2 separate regions of the Homo sapiens genome follow, and region 1 is linked to region 2. Evidence: chromatin contacts called from ENCODE Hi-C or POLR2A ChIA-PET data. All regions are on one chromosome and are shown on one strand. Each heading gives the region's core, a stretch centred on a gene start or an enhancer-like site at or near the end of the contact. The rest is flanking DNA. Distances are from core to core; before and after follow the strand shown.

The links. Hi-C counts contacts between places; a loop is a spot of excess contacts on that map. ChIA-PET counts read pairs that join two places held with the same protein, here RNA polymerase II (POLR2A). Pooled maps may share reads with other maps.
Region 1: a pooled map shows a loop between it and region 2 (2.4-fold over the local background). The contact joins the promoter of HLMR1 here to the promoter of PCOLCE2 in region 2. A Hi-C loop is called at or near these places in 1 of 168 maps with a recorded cell type or tissue (ascending aorta) and 5 of 50 pooled maps. POLR2A ChIA-PET finds 5 or more read pairs at or near these places in 2 of 52 experiments (AG04450 and activated T-cell).

What each region holds. Positions count from the first base shown.
Region 1 is chr3:142,922,237-142,929,889 of GRCh38, forward strand. HLMR1 (hepatic lncRNA metabolic regulator 1) reads left to right here and starts at 4,439. Exons shown (of 5, transcript NR_038455.1): 1 at 4,439-4,660. RefSeq lists an enhancer at 6,931-7,225.
Region 2 is chr3:142,886,466-142,893,896 of GRCh38, forward strand. It overlaps PCOLCE2 (procollagen C-endopeptidase enhancer 2), which reads right to left and starts at 2,618. Exons shown (of 9, transcript NM_013363.4): 1 at 2,349-2,618; 2 at 1,204-1,312. The coding sequence starts at 2,431. It overlaps LOC124909443 (a long non-coding RNA gene), which reads left to right and starts at 1,799. Exons shown (of 2, transcript XR_007096122.1): 1 at 1,799-1,994; 2 at 3,126-4,302. RefSeq lists a silencer at 2,561-2,610.

The sequences.
Region 1 (7,653 bases), core at 3,189-5,688, 38 kb after region 2:
TCATAATGTAATGTCTCTTTTTTTTTTTTTGAGACAGGGTCTTGCTCTGTCACCCAGGCTGGAGTGCAGTGGCATGATCACGGCTCACTGCAACCTCTGCCCCCTCAGGCTCAAGTGATCCTCCCACCCCAGCCTCCTGAGTGACTGTGACCACAGGCGCACACCACCATGCCCAGCTAATTTTTTTGTATTTTTTAGTAGAGATGGGGTTTCACCATGTTGCCCAGGCTGGTCTCTTACTCCTGAGCTCAAGTGATCCACTCACCTTAGCCTCCCAAAGTGCTGGGATTACAGGTGTGAGCCACCATGCCTGGTCTGTAATGCCTCTCTTTATCCCTGACACCTTTCCTTGCTCAGAAGTCTGCTTTGTCTAAAATTATTATAGCTGCTTCTGCTTTCTTTTGATTAGATGATATATTATTCTCCATCTATTTACTTTTAACCTGTATGTGTATTTTATTTAAAGTGGGTTTATTGTAGATAACATACAGTTTGTTCTTGTTTTTTTGGTTCATTCTGACAATGTCTGTTTTTAATTTTTTTTAAAGTATGTAGTTAAGAGATAGGGCCTCATTCTGTTGCTCAGTCTGGGTTGCAGTGGCACAATTACAGCTCACTGTAGCCTCAAACTCCTGAGCTCAAGTTATTCTTCTGCCTCAGCCTTCTGAATAACTAGGACTACAGGCATGTACCATGATGCTTGGCTAATTTAAAAAAAAAATTTGTACAGATGGGATCTCACTATGTTGTTTAGGCTGATCTCAAACTCTTGGCCTCAAGCAATCCTCCTGCCTCAGCCTCCCAAAGTTCTTGGATTCCAGGCATGAGCCATTATGCCCTTCCTTTCTGTCTTTTAAATGGTGCTCTTAGGCCATTGATGTTCAAAGAGATTGTTGATATAGTTAGATTAATATCTATGATGTTTGTTATTGTTTTTTATTTGTTGCCCTTGTTCTTTCTTTCTATGTTTGTTTTCTACTCTTATTCTGACTCTTGTGGTTTAATTGAGAATTTTATGATTTCATTTTTTTCTTCTTAGCAAATTAGTTGTACTTTTTAAAAACCTCTTTTAGTGGTTGCCCTAAATTTGCAATATCCATTTATAAATAATGCAAGTCTACTTACAAACAGTACTATATTGCTGCACAGATACTATGATATCTTATAACAAAATAATCCCAATTCTTCCCTCATATCCCTTGTAAAATTGCTGTCATTCATTTCAGTTGTGTATAAACATATATAAGAAAATATATATGAAAAAATATATGCATATGTAAGCATACATAGTCTAATACAGTGTGGCTATCATTATTTTGAGTAAACCGTTATTTGTTAGATCAATTAAAAATAAGGAAAATAAAAGTTTTAATTTTACCTTTACTAATTCCTCCTTTAATGTTCTTTCTTTCTTTACGTAGATTTGAGTTTCTGACTATATCATTTTCCTTCCTTCTAAAGAACTTCTTTGGCAACAAATTTCCTCAATGTTTGTTTGTCTGAGAAAGTGTTTATTTCTCCTTATTTTTGGAGGATAATTTTGCATAGTACAGAATGCTAGGTTGGTGCATTTTTTTTCTTTCAACAATTTATATATTTAATTCCACTTTCTTCTTACTTACATGATTTCTGAGGAGAAGTCAGATGTAATTCTTACCTTTGCTCTTCTATAGGAAGGGTGTTTTTTCTCTGGCTTCTTGTAGAATTTTCTCTTTATGTTGAGTTTCTGTACTTTGAAAGTGACATACCTAGGTGTAGTTTTTCTGGCATTTATCATGCTTGGTGTTCTCTAAGATGCCTAGATTTGTGGTTTGGTGTCTGACATTAATTTTGGGAAATTCTTAGTCCTTATCATATCAAATATTTATTCTGTTCCTTTCTCTCTTTCTTTTCCTTCTGATAGTCCCATTACACATATGTTATACCATTTGTAATTGTTTCAGAGTTCTTAGAGATTCTGGGGTTTTTTTTAAGTCGTTTTTTCTCTGTGCTTATCAGTTTGGGAGGTTTTTACTGAGATATCCTTATGCTCAGAGATTCTTTTCTCAGCCATGCTCATTCTACTAATAAGCCCATCAAAGGCATTTTTCATTTCTTTATTATTGTTATTATTTGAGTCAGGTTCTCACTTTGTCACCCAGGCTAGAGTGCAGTGGGGCAAACATGGCTCACTGCAACCTCGACCTCCCAGCTTCAAGTGATCCTCCTGCCTTAGCCTCTCAAGTAGCTCGGACAACAGGCATGCCACCATGCCCTGCTAATTTTTGTATTTTTTGTAGAAATGGGGTTTTGCCATGTTGCCCAAACTGGTCTTGAACTCCTGGACTCATGATCTGCCCGCTTTGGCCTCCCAAAGTGCTGGGATTACAGGCATGAGCCACCATGCCCAGCCTACATTTTTCAATTCTATTGCAATGTTTTTGATCTGTAGCATTTCTTTTTGGTTCTTTCTTAGAATTTCCATTTCTCTGCTTACCTTGCCCATCTGTTCTTGCATGCTGTCCTCTTTATCCATTAAAGCTGAGCACATTAATCATAGTGGTTTTAAATTTCTGGTTTGATAATTTCAACATCTTTGCCATATCTGAATCTGGTTCTGATACTTGTTCTGTCTCTTCAAACTGTGGGTTTTTTTTTCTTTTTTGTATGTCTTGTTTTTGTTTTTGTTTTTCTTTTTTGGATAGCAGGAATGATACGTGTCCTGGGTAAAAGGAACTGCTGTCAACAGGCCTTTAGTTAGGTGGTGGTAAGATCTGTGGGGAGAGGAAGTGTTCTCCTCAGTCTTTCAGTGAGCCCATTACTCTGGATTGTGAACTTCATGTGCCTCTAGGTCCCTTCCCCCACCTCACCTTAGGTGGGACAGGATGGCTGGAATGGACTTGAGTTGGATATTTAACCCCAGCAGGTCAGGCTCTGGTTACATAGTTTCTCCTGAGGACAGACCTTGTTAAGAACATAATGCTCTAGCATATTTCAAAATGGCTCCTTTTCCCCTCCCACTGCTGGAAGCAGGAGGGGATTTTTTTCCCTAATATTCACTGTGAGACCTGGTAGTGCTCCTGGAGGTAAAACCCACAAAAGTGTGGGGACCTCTCTATGATTCAGTTCCCCTGGATTTTTATCTCTCAGACTTGTTCACACTTGTCTGAGAACTGGCTCCAGCAATTCACAGTTACAAGTTCAGACTTTTCTGTGCCAGCACTGGTTCCCATGGAGGTTTCTGCTCTTGAAGTTGTGATTCTCTGTATTTGCCTGTTGGTCTTCCCAATTTTGGGGGAAGCAATTTGTCCTGTGCCATCACTTCTCTTATAGAGCTAAGAAGAGTTGTTGATTTTTCACTGCTTTTTTTTTTTTTTTTTTGAGACAAGAATATCGCTCTGTCACCCAGGCTGGAGTGCAATGGTGCAATCTCGGCTCTCTACAACCTCCACCTCCCAGGCTCAAGCAATTCTCATGCCTCAGCCTCCCGAGTAGCTGGGACCACAGGTGTGCACCACCATGCCTGGCTAATTTGGTTTTTCAGTTTGTTCAGCTTTTTACTCATTAGGACAGAGTGGCAACTTCCAAATTTCTTACATGCTGAACCAGAAACTGTTTTGTTAGTTTTTTAGGATTCACTTTAAGTCTTTTCCTCCAGGGAGACTTCCCCAACTTTCAGGTCTGCATTAGGGACCCCTATGATGTGCTCCTGTAGATGCTTTTTGTTTCCCATAGCTTTTATACATATTGTGATTGTCAATTCACTTGTCAGATTCCCCCGTTAGACTGTTGGCTCTGTGTGGAAAGGACGGTTTGCCTTACTCATTCCTGTATTCTCAGCACCATCCATCAATGCCTGACATATAATAGGTATTGAATAAATATGTGTTGGGTGAATAAATGAATGAATGGAAGAGCTTATTCTCTGTAATTACAAATAAATTAGAAGCAGCTGTTAAATATAATTCATTCATTCAATCAATCACTATTTACTAAAAGCCTATCATGTGCCAGGCACTAGGTTAAGAAACTGATGATGAAAAAGCCACATAAATATGGAAACATGTTTGTAACACAATCTAATGAAAAAAAACCAGAATACATGTATGTACACCATAATTTAAACTCTTTAAAATATGTAGGAGGCAGGCTGGTATTGCACAGTGGTTTTAAGATTTTCTATTTTTAGTTAAAGTCTCTTTCTTCAAATGAAATCTTAGAAGGACAATGTATAAAACATAAAAAGCAAGATTTTCTGCTTGATGCGGGGGCAGAGGCCAGAGCCTGCCTACCCTTTTCCTAGTCTGCTCTCCTGTCTGTCCTCTGTGCTACTGCCACCTTCCCAAGCCAGAAGTAAGCCACTGTGGCACCTTCACAGAGGATTATTTGAAAATTCCCAAAATAGACTTCTGGTTAAACATTGCAGTTTAAAAACCTGTGTTTTTCTTTCATCTCTTTCAAAATGCTACTAAAATGACAGCAAAGAAGCCAAAAAGGCCCAAGTCCACAAGACAGAAAGAATAGGTGAAAAGTCCATGTCATCTCATTTTTGGAGATGGACATGGACAGGGGCTGAAACTGCAGTACCAGCAGATGGGGAGCTTAAGAAGGAAGCTAGTTCATGGCACAGCACCCGTAAAGTCCCCAGAATTGGAGGCACCAGATTCTTCTGAAAGAAAAGGTAAGAGGCGGAGCTGAAAACAGGAGGTTTATGGAAAGTCCTTGGAGAAAGCAGTCAGACCTCTGGATTCCTTCCTCATCTTTCAGCAGCCTCTCTCTTGTCCTGGCAGAAACCAGGTTTACTCTCTTGGGAAACTCAACCACAGGAGGATCTGGGGACACAGACCGGCGAAGGATGGTAGAGATGCATCACTGAACTAGGAGAATTAAATGATTGGCTTAGGGTTGGGAATGCGACCTCAACTGGATCAGTTGAGGCCATCCTTGGCATTTTTAAATTCTGAAGCTGGAAGTGTGGGGAGGATAGTGTGTGTATTCTGCAGGTGTTGAGGTCCTTGTTCTAGTCCTTGAGATTCCTGGCTCCGACTGTTTCCTGTAACTCTTTAATTCTATGAAACACCCAGTATTCTTCTATTTTATTCTGCTCAGGCTGCATTAACAAAGTATTACAGACTGGGTGGCTAAAAATGGGAATTTAATTCCTTGTGACTTTGGAGACTAGAAATCTGAGATCCAGGTGTCATGGAGGTTGGTTTCACTCTGGAAACTCTCTTCTTGCTTGCATATAGGCCTCCTCTCTGTGCCTTCACTTGGCCTTCCCTCTGTGTGTGTCTTTGTCCTAATCTCACTTTCTTACAGGGACACCAGTTAGATTAGATTGGGATCCATCCGAATGACCTCAATTTACCCTGATTACCTCTTTAAAGGCCCTATGCCAAATATGGTTATATTTGGAGGTTCTGGGAGTTAGGACTTCAACACATGAATTGTGGGGGGACAAAATTCAGCCCACAATGCCTTCTACTATTGCCAGCAAATAAATAGCTTTTGAGATAACTTAAGAGATTTTAAATTTAGTTTCTGGTGCTTGCACGCAAAGAGTTCTGACTTATACTATTCACTTGCCTCTTGGATATTGCCTTTTGTCCATTATAGTTGTCATTAACTGTTATTTAAATCCGCATTACCATTCACCTTTTCCTATGTTTCTGTTCCTTAAGATGGGAGGTAGATCATAGTTTGCATAGCCCATGGAGTCAGATGACCAAAGTTGTAAAGTTCTGTTTGCTGGCTGCCTGATCTTGGTGAAGTTCTCTGTGCCTCAATTTCCTTATCTGTAAACTGGGGATGGTGATAATAACAGATATTCACAGAGTTGTTGTGAAGATTAAACGTCTTAATGAATGTAAAGCACTTAGACCAACCTGGCTTATGGCGAGTGTTACATAAGTTCATGCTATCATTTATTCATTCAGTAGTCTCTATAGGGAATAGCCATGTGCCATGGATGTGGTAGATACTTAGTAAATATTCATTCTCTCTTGTTAATGTATGTGTTATAATAAGTGATTCTCAAAGTTATCTTCAAATTCTTATTACTCTGTATATTGTTATCTGCCAGTGTAATGATATCTAAAGCACATATCTTAAATACTTTAAACAATCTGATATAACAAACAAAGATAGAGCCATTTTCTTCTACATTGGAAGCTGTGCTGTGTAGGATGAGAGACTGGGGTGGAAGTAGGGATTGCAGGCTTCTGGTCCTGGCTATACCCTCACACTGTGAGACTCTGAACAAGCCTATACTCTCTGGGCTCTGCCTCCTTTATTTACACACCAAGGCTGGACTATGTAAGCTTTAGGCTCTTTAATGTTTTATATCACTTATCTTTGAAAGGCCATCTTAGGTGAGCTGCTCAGAGTCTTTAAAAGCTACATTTCCCCCTCCTTTCTTACTTTAAATATAATGGTAATTAAAATGTTTCGGAATTATATATTAGATGCATTTCGGGCATCAGTTACAAGAATGAGAAAGAAATTATTAACAGTTGGCAAAGATTAGTATCAGTTATAGTATCTTGTTATAAGTTTAGAATTTTATTTTCTAATGAGTAACCTCTCCTCCACCACACAAAAAACTAGTGTGCTAACAAAAGAATTAAAAAATGGGATTTTATTTGATTGGATTTTAACTTCTTGGCCATTCTTAATATTTTTGGAATAGGCTTTTGAGTCCTGACCTTCTAAGTCAATTTGTTAGTCTGCATCTGTAGTGTCTCTGGCACGGCTGGGAAGTGGTGGGGGGCGGGGGGTGGGTGGGTGCAAGAAAAGTAAAATATATGATGTTCACTCTTGACCAGCCTATTTTGTGCTGTGAACACCCACACTTGCACACAATACTCAGACATATTAACACATTTGCATGCACTCTCCAATATGTGCAAAGTAACATCACATTCCTTCTTTCATTCAACAAAAATGTGTTGATTGCTCACTCTGTTCCTGGGGATCTGTGTGAACCAAGACAAAGTTGACACTGTAGTTAGATATACCTCTCTGAATAAAAGAGTAAGTTTAAGGTAGAGTGAGGGTTAATTCTCTGTTTATAAGCCTCATGGGTGAATTCACACCGAGCAGCAGAGGGCAGTGTTCTCAGACAGGGCAGCTCTCCTGAGGATCTGCAAGGAAGCAGGGCGTGCCTTGTGTGACTGGTGTTGTCGAGCAGATCATTTTTTAACACCCCACTACTCCATACAGCATTATTTTTGGTAATAATAATGAAATGAATAAAAAGAAAAATGGACTGAGAGAGATTTTTATTTTATTGAACTTCGTATATGTAATCATTCCAATAAAAATGAAAAATAAAATAATAAAATACATTTTATAGTATCAAAAAAGGGGAAAGTAGTGGACTAATACTTTTAATTACATTAATGTTTTTCAAACAAAAAAGAAAATACACATACCTACATACTAGACTGCCATAAAAATGAATAACATTACAGTGCAATAGTAATTACATAAGAAAAAGAACAATAAAAAAGACATCAATTTCAATTTTTAAAGATATTATTCAAAGGTGTGAAATATTGCACATGTGAAATAAACTTGCAGTTACCAAAAAAAATTACACCTTGTGGTTTACGCTGCATTATTATTTTAAATTTTAATTATAAATAAAAACTCCAAGTGAGTTTTCATGAGAGC
Region 2 (7,431 bases), core at 1,368-3,867:
TTTCTATGACTTCTTTCCTGGCCACATGTGCTATAATAACATAATGAAATCTGTACCAGTTTGTGACATGGTTGGCATTTTACAAGAGGCCGTCAAGGCATGTAAGAGCTGAGTTTTATATTATGGAAGGGGACCTCTCATATCTGCCTGCAAAATGACCTCAGTGGGAATACCTTATTGCAAAGTAGGTTTTACTTTTACATAAAGTTGGGCTTCCCGACTGTCTGATCAAGTCAATTTCTATAATTGTTTCAGGCCTCAGCTTCCCCATCTATAAAATAGGGATGATAATAGATACTTTCTCATACAGTTGTTTTGAGGATTCTGGGTGATTATACTTGCTAACTACTTGGCATGGTAAATGCCTGGCACACAGTAACTGCTAGTTTACACATTCAGTGGGGGCTACTTTTTAAAAAATCTAAGTCCTCCAGTGGCACAATCTGACTGAAAGAAGCTCTCAGTGAACCAACGTATTCAATTACTAAACAACTTCCCAACAACGAAAAAGTGAAGAAGGTAACAGTCAATGCTATGCTGACTGGAAAGATGACTCACTCTAGTTGACTCTAAATCAGTTAAAAAATATATGGCTGTCTCTAAATCCAGCTTATCTTGACTCAGCATAATCTATGTTATTACTAATCAGCATGGACTTTTTATTGGCCCTTGGCTGCTATTTAGATTCCCACCCCCCCATTCTCTATTCTTAGACTGCCTTTAGAGGTGGTTTCAACCCAGGAACATTAAGTGGGCTTTTTTTATTTTTTTTCTTTTTCCTTTCCTAATGAGCATAGAGTAGTCAAAGCACTATCTTTGATCTTCCATTTCCCACTGGGAATTTATGAAGGCACGAGCAACAAAAAACTTATGAAGGTCATTACAACAGGCCTTTGACTGAAAACAGCTTTAATTATGAATCTATAAAACTCAACTGAGTCACACTGGGCTTTCAGAAACACATCTGCTCTGAGAATTTATTCCTTCAAGCATTATCTTGTGCCCTTTGTAATCACTAATGCAGGACACGACTAGATCTATTATATTAATAAAAATCTTCCCAATAGTTGGGGTAAATCCAACATTTCACTATTTCAGGCATTTGCCTCTTACTCAAATCCTAACACCAGAGGAAAAAGGCAGCAGCCTCACACTGTTGCCAACACCCACTTCCAGGAGAATACCTTTTTAAAAAATGCTTACTGTGATTTTCCAAGTACATTTGCTATTTGGAGGGTACACTCCAGGAAAACCTTCACTGCCAATAAATCCAGACTCTCCAGTAAGAATGCCACCACATGTGAAAACAGGTCTGGGAACATAAAAGAAGAAAAGATAATGTAATTTGAAACATGGTCTAACAATCTGATGTTACCTTCAGAAAGGTGTAGCCTATTAATATAAATAAAAGTTAATGTTGATTAATCAATGCTTGCACCATATAAGGGATCTGAAAATTTGCTAGCTCCTAGAATATTTAAATTATAGCCTGACAAAGCATTCAGTCCAGCGCCATCTGTCTCCATCATAATAACACAAGATTATATATATGTATAATCAAGTCCTCGGCATTGTGGCAAAGTCTTGTAGGAAAATGGTAAATACATCAATTTAACTGGGGGAGTGGGAGAGAAGGTAAGAGCCAGGCTGAATGAGAAGCATGGTTTTAAAGAAAGACAGGCAAGCAATTGGTTAATATAAAAAAAGTTTGTCGTTCCCATATTTGGAGAGATGCCCAGTTCTCCTCCCCCTTTCTGAAAATCACTCGCCATTGGCAGAGCTTCCCATCGAAAGGGAGGCTGATGTTGATGGAGGCTGAAGAGGTGATGCCAAAGTTGGCCACCGGGCAGGTCCCACAGCCCAGCTCCTGGGGCCTTCCAGAGGTTGGCGAAGAGTTAACTTTCCGGAGCGGCTCCCTAGGCGCCGCGCCGCTAGGGTTGTTCCCTAGTTTACGTCTCTGGGCAAAGCCTCTCGGGGAAGGAAAAAAAACAGCGGTAAACCAAAATCCACATATTTGGGCCCCAGTGCTTCCCTCTGGCCCCATAGACACGAGGAGAGGGGAGACACAAGTCAGATTAAGCCCCGCCACGTGGTGGCCAAGCCAGCTGCAGGGCCATCCGGCAGGCCGGGCTGGGGACCCAGGAGGGAGCCCCGCGAGCAAGGATGGGTCCCGAAGTCCCGGGCTTAGCCTACCCGAGGGTGGCGGACGCCTGCACCGCGCGGGAGCGCAGGGTCGAGCGCTGGGTCACCCAGGCGCGCCGAAGCGGGTTGAGTAAAGCAGCAGGCGAGGCTGCAGGGGTGGAGGAAGGGAAAGGAGAGAAAGGGAGCCCGGGCAGGGGTCGCGTTACCTCTCTGGGGACTGCTGCCGCGAGAGCTGGGTGGCGGCAGCCAGCAGCAGGCAGAGTGGCGCCCAGGCGTTCGCGCCCCTCATGGCAGCGTAGACGCTCGGGGTTTGCACCCCACGGCGCGCGCGCCGGCACACACGCCCCTCCGCACCCACCGCGCTCACACCGCCGCTCACACTGGCAGCAGCGCTGGCTCACACCGGCGCTCGGCTGCCCGCGCGCTCCCTCTCACGCGCGCACCGCCGCGGGGCGGCCCAGGTAGCCGGGGGATACGCGGCCGGCAGGGCGGAGGCACTTTTAAAGGCGATTATGGTGCCGTCTGACTCGACGCTTAGTTTCCCCTGAGGAGCTGCTCTGGCAGCCACAGGCCACTGCTGAATATCCCGTTTGTTCTCCGGCGGCAGGAGGGGCGGCTCCGAGGCCAGAGCCGCCCCCTCTCGTGGGGCGGGCGAACGTCTCCTCCCGGCACCCCGGGACCGACGGGTCCTCTCTCGTCCAGCCCTCAGGGACCCCGGGGAGAAGAGGAACCCCTTGCGGAGTGGCACCCCAGCGGCCCGGGCCCCGACGCCCAGAGACGATTCTCAGGGAGGGCTTCTGGTTTTGCTTTGGGGAATGTTTTTCCCAGTTGCTTTTAAATAAAAAGTAATAGCGCTTGCTGGCTGCTGGAAAGCCTGGGGGTCCTTCTTTGTCTCCTTCAAAACCCAGATCCAAGGAAAGAAAGGGAAAAGGGATTTTATTGTATTTTAACTTCTGTGCTTATTCTCCTCTCTCTCTCTCTAGATACTTTTCTTTTTTTTACTGGTATGACAATGACAAGGAAGACAGTCTCTGTGCCGGGATTTAAACACGGGTTTTCAGGCGAGCGATTTCTGTGTGAACTGTCATTAAATGTCAGATAATGAAGACGGAACCAAATCAGCAAATCTCACCATCCCATGTCATGTTCTGAAAATGGTGTTTCTCTGCTTGCATCTCTCTGTTCTTAGACCTTTCCAACAGCATCTTTCTGTGGTATTAACGGGTTAAAATTTACGGAGAATTCGTTTTTCTTAGACGAACAATTCTAGCCTTGTGGAATCAATACTCTCTTTTACTTAATTACAGAAATATAATTTTAAACATTTATTTTGTTAAGAGCTTCCCAATAACCAGGGATTAATAAAAGAATGACAGGAACAGACTAGATTCATAGAGATTTTTAATAATCACCAGCTATGGGAGATACAGCTTAACTTTGATGCCTCACGTTGTTCCTTCTAAATTGTTTTCACCTTTCTAAGCAAGAAAATTAAGTATTAAAGTAGTTCTTATCGAGACTTTATTTCTAATAATGAGCTGTTAAGAATCTAAACACGGGTGGGCGCGATGGCCCACGCCTGTAATCCCAGCACTTTTGGAGGCCGAGGCGGGCGGATCACGAGGTCAGGAGTTCGAAACCAGTCTGGCCAAGATGGTGAAACCCCGCCTCGACTAAAAATACAAAAAATTAGCCAGGTGTTGCGGTGTGCGTCTGTAATCCCGGGTACTCGGGAAGCTGAGGCAGAAGTATCGCGTGAACCCGGGAGGCGGAGGTTGCAGTGAGCCGAGATCACGCCATTGCACTCCAGCCCCGGGCGACAGAGTGAGACTCCATCTCAAAAAAGAAAAAAAAAAAAAAAAGAACCTAAACACTCCTGGCAAGGAAGTAAGTAAAACTGGCTACAGGAAATATTCTGACTTTTCATAGTGAGTGCACCCTGAAGCCTATACTAGGAACCAGAATATACGGACAGGACTTAGATTATCTTACCATTTTTTTAAAAAGTGAAGGCAAAAACATCATAAAGTACAACTTTCAAAACTTCTCTACAGGCACCACACCCTTTATGACATTAAAAAAAAGGGTGACAGAATTTGGCAAACTGCTTTATATCCTGAAACACTCTCAACCCAATAAAAATGTCTTTAAAACAGGGAAGAGGAGAATAAATGGTTGTTGATTTTGCACGCATTTCAAGAATATGCTATCTAATAGCATAAGTGTTTTTAGATAATTGTTTATTTGAAAGTCATAGTTTTAAATTATAAAGGGAAATATTGCTCAATTCACTTTCTGGTAATGATTTGCAGTCCTCGTAAACCAGAAAATACTTCATTCAGGACTAAGCTAAGTTTTCAAAATTTAAAATAAATAACAAAGTATTAAATGTGCCTAAATAGGAAACTATTTGAACTAAAATACACAGCCATTTCTTAATTTATAGATTGATGACTGTGTTCATATGCTCACTAAAGAGTTAGGATTTTAACACCAATCATTCTGTTGTTGACACTCATAAGACATTGATTTTACCATGTGATTTTAGAATTTACTAAAACCCATATTATTGGCTCTTAAAAACACATATTTGACTTGGAACTACAGTTCTGACCAAAATTATAAACCTTAAATGTCCTGAGAAGTTGATGTGTTAAAATTGAGAGACTTTTATTAGTTTGTTCTCACGCCGCTATGAAGAAATACCCGAGACTGGGTAATTTATAAAGAAAAGAAGTTTAATTGACTCACAGTTTCACATGGCTGGGGAGTCCTCAGGAAACTTATAATCATGGCAGAAGGCACCTCCTCACAGGGTGATAGGAGAAGGGGAAAAGCCCCTTACAAAACCATCAGCTCTCATGAGCATTCACTCACCACCAGGAGAACAGCATGGGGGAAACCATTCCCACGATTCAATTACCTCCACCTGGTCCCACCCTTGACACCTGGGGATTATTACAATTCAAGGTGAGATTTGGGTGGAGACACAGCCAAACCATATCAAGACTCAAGTGCACTTTGAAGGTATATGTAAGGTCCATCTCTGTGAGACCAGTTTCTGGACTTGTGTGATAACAGAATTAGTATAATGGACAAGGAGCTACCCCCACAGGCAGTAGAAAAGTGGAGAGAGAAAAAGAACAAAAGCCCTGTGGGTAGATTCTTTAAAACAAAAAGTGGAGTGGTGGGTGAACTGATCCTTATTATCCAGCCTCTGCTGTTACCAGGTTGCACAGAGAATCAGCATCATGGGAATATGAAAATATTCACCAATGAACTGACCACTTATAAAATTAGGCCCCACTCAAACATTCCTTGCTACACAATGCTAGTATCTAGCTGGGCCCAATATGTCAACATTGTCAGCTAATCTCTGATTCACTCATCAACCTTGTAAACGTCTGAAAATGTCGTGTAAATCCATTGCACATTTATTCCATAGTGCGGTACTCATCTTGTAAAAAATCCGGAATGTTCATAAGTTAGTTCACACTGGGCACGGTGGCTCAGGCCTGTAATCCCAGCACTTTGGGAGGCAGAGGTGGGCAGGTCACTTGAGCCCAGGAGTTCAAGATCAACCTGGCCAACATGGTGAAACCTTGTCTCTACCAAAAATACAAACGTTAATTGGGCGTGGTGATGGGCGCCTGTAATCCCAGCTACTCGGGAGGCTGAGACACAAGAATCGCTTGAACCCAGGAGGCAGAGGTTGCAGCGAGCCGAGATCACGGCACTGCACTCCACCCTGGGCGACAGAGTGGGATTCCATCTAAAAAAAAAAAAAATTCAGTGTTTTTTGATGTCTGTAAACACACATTAGGAACAAACGTAGACCTTCCTCTTTCCCCTGCCCCACCTCAACACACCTCTCTGCCAAGAATAAGATATTAGGAATTGTACTGGTCAGGTTTCTTAGCTACAAACAACTGAGTCCACTCAGAATTTCAAGCAGAGCAGAAAGTTCACATTATCATCAAAAGAATCATAGAAACAGTCTCAAAGCTCATTTTCCTGGAATAAGAGCCAAAACCTCGCCTCAGAAATGGCCAGTGAGAAATCTACTGCTATTATTGCCACCAAGACTAAGCACTAAATGCAGGTACTTGAACTTAATGCAGTCACCGCTGTTGTGAGCACTTCAGATACATTTCTGCCCTGGGAAATTCAACCTTACCACACTCCTGCCCCAAAGGCCAGACAGCCTATTGCCTCCTACAGAATAAGAGAATCACAGAACCTCTTTGCTCACGGTGATCTCTTGATCAAACTCTCATGCAAGCCTATATGATTGGTAGTGTCCATGTCACATGACTTGCAGTGTCTCAGCCACAAGGGAGGCTGGGAATTCAGCACTATTAGAAGATGAGGTTACATAATATAGAAATATCTCCAAATATTAAAAGGCTACTAAAACAAAATGGGCAGGCACAAGTGTGATTAATGTCCATGATAAGGATCTACAAAGTTCAATTAGCCTGTCTCCTTGCATCCCTTTGCTGAGGAAAGCAGCCCCAAGGAGGTCTTGATATATGAAGTTGCAGAGTTAATAGGATGTGTTGAATGAAACCAGTTCCACTCACCTGTCCACCTTGGACTGGGTCAGGCATTTTGTTTGAGTCAAAGGCAAGCACATGAAAGCGGGCCAAGCTGAACACAAGGAAATCAGCTGCTGCTTCTTGGTGTGGAATGAAACTTTGTTTAGTGGAGTCTCTCCATAATGAATCGTCATTATCATCATCATCTCAGACTTTTACTGAGCATTTATTATACACCTGGAACTGTGCTAAGTGCTTTACAAACAATATTTTGTATAATTCTCTAAACAAACTTACGGGGTAAGAACAAGTATCATCATTTTACAGGTGAAGATTCTGAGATTTATAATCCAAAATTTTTTTTTCTTTTAAGACAGGATCTTGCTCTATCGCCCAGGCTGGAGTGCACTGGTGTGATCATGGCTCGCTGCAGCTGGGACCTCCTGGGCTCAAGCAATCCTCCCACCTCAGCCTCCTGAGTAGCTGGGACTACAGGCATGTGCCACCATACCAGACTAATTTTTTTTTTCTTGAGAGGAAGTCTCACTCTGTCACCCAGGCTGGAGTGCAATGGCACAATCTCAGCTCACTGCAACCTCCGCCTCCCAGGTTCAAATGATTCTCCTGCCTCAGCCTCCCGAGTAGCTGGGATTACAGGCACCTGCCACCACGCCCAGCTAATTTTTGAATTTTCAGTAGAGATGGGGTTTCACCATGTTGGCCAGGCTGGTCCCAAACTCGTGACCTCAAG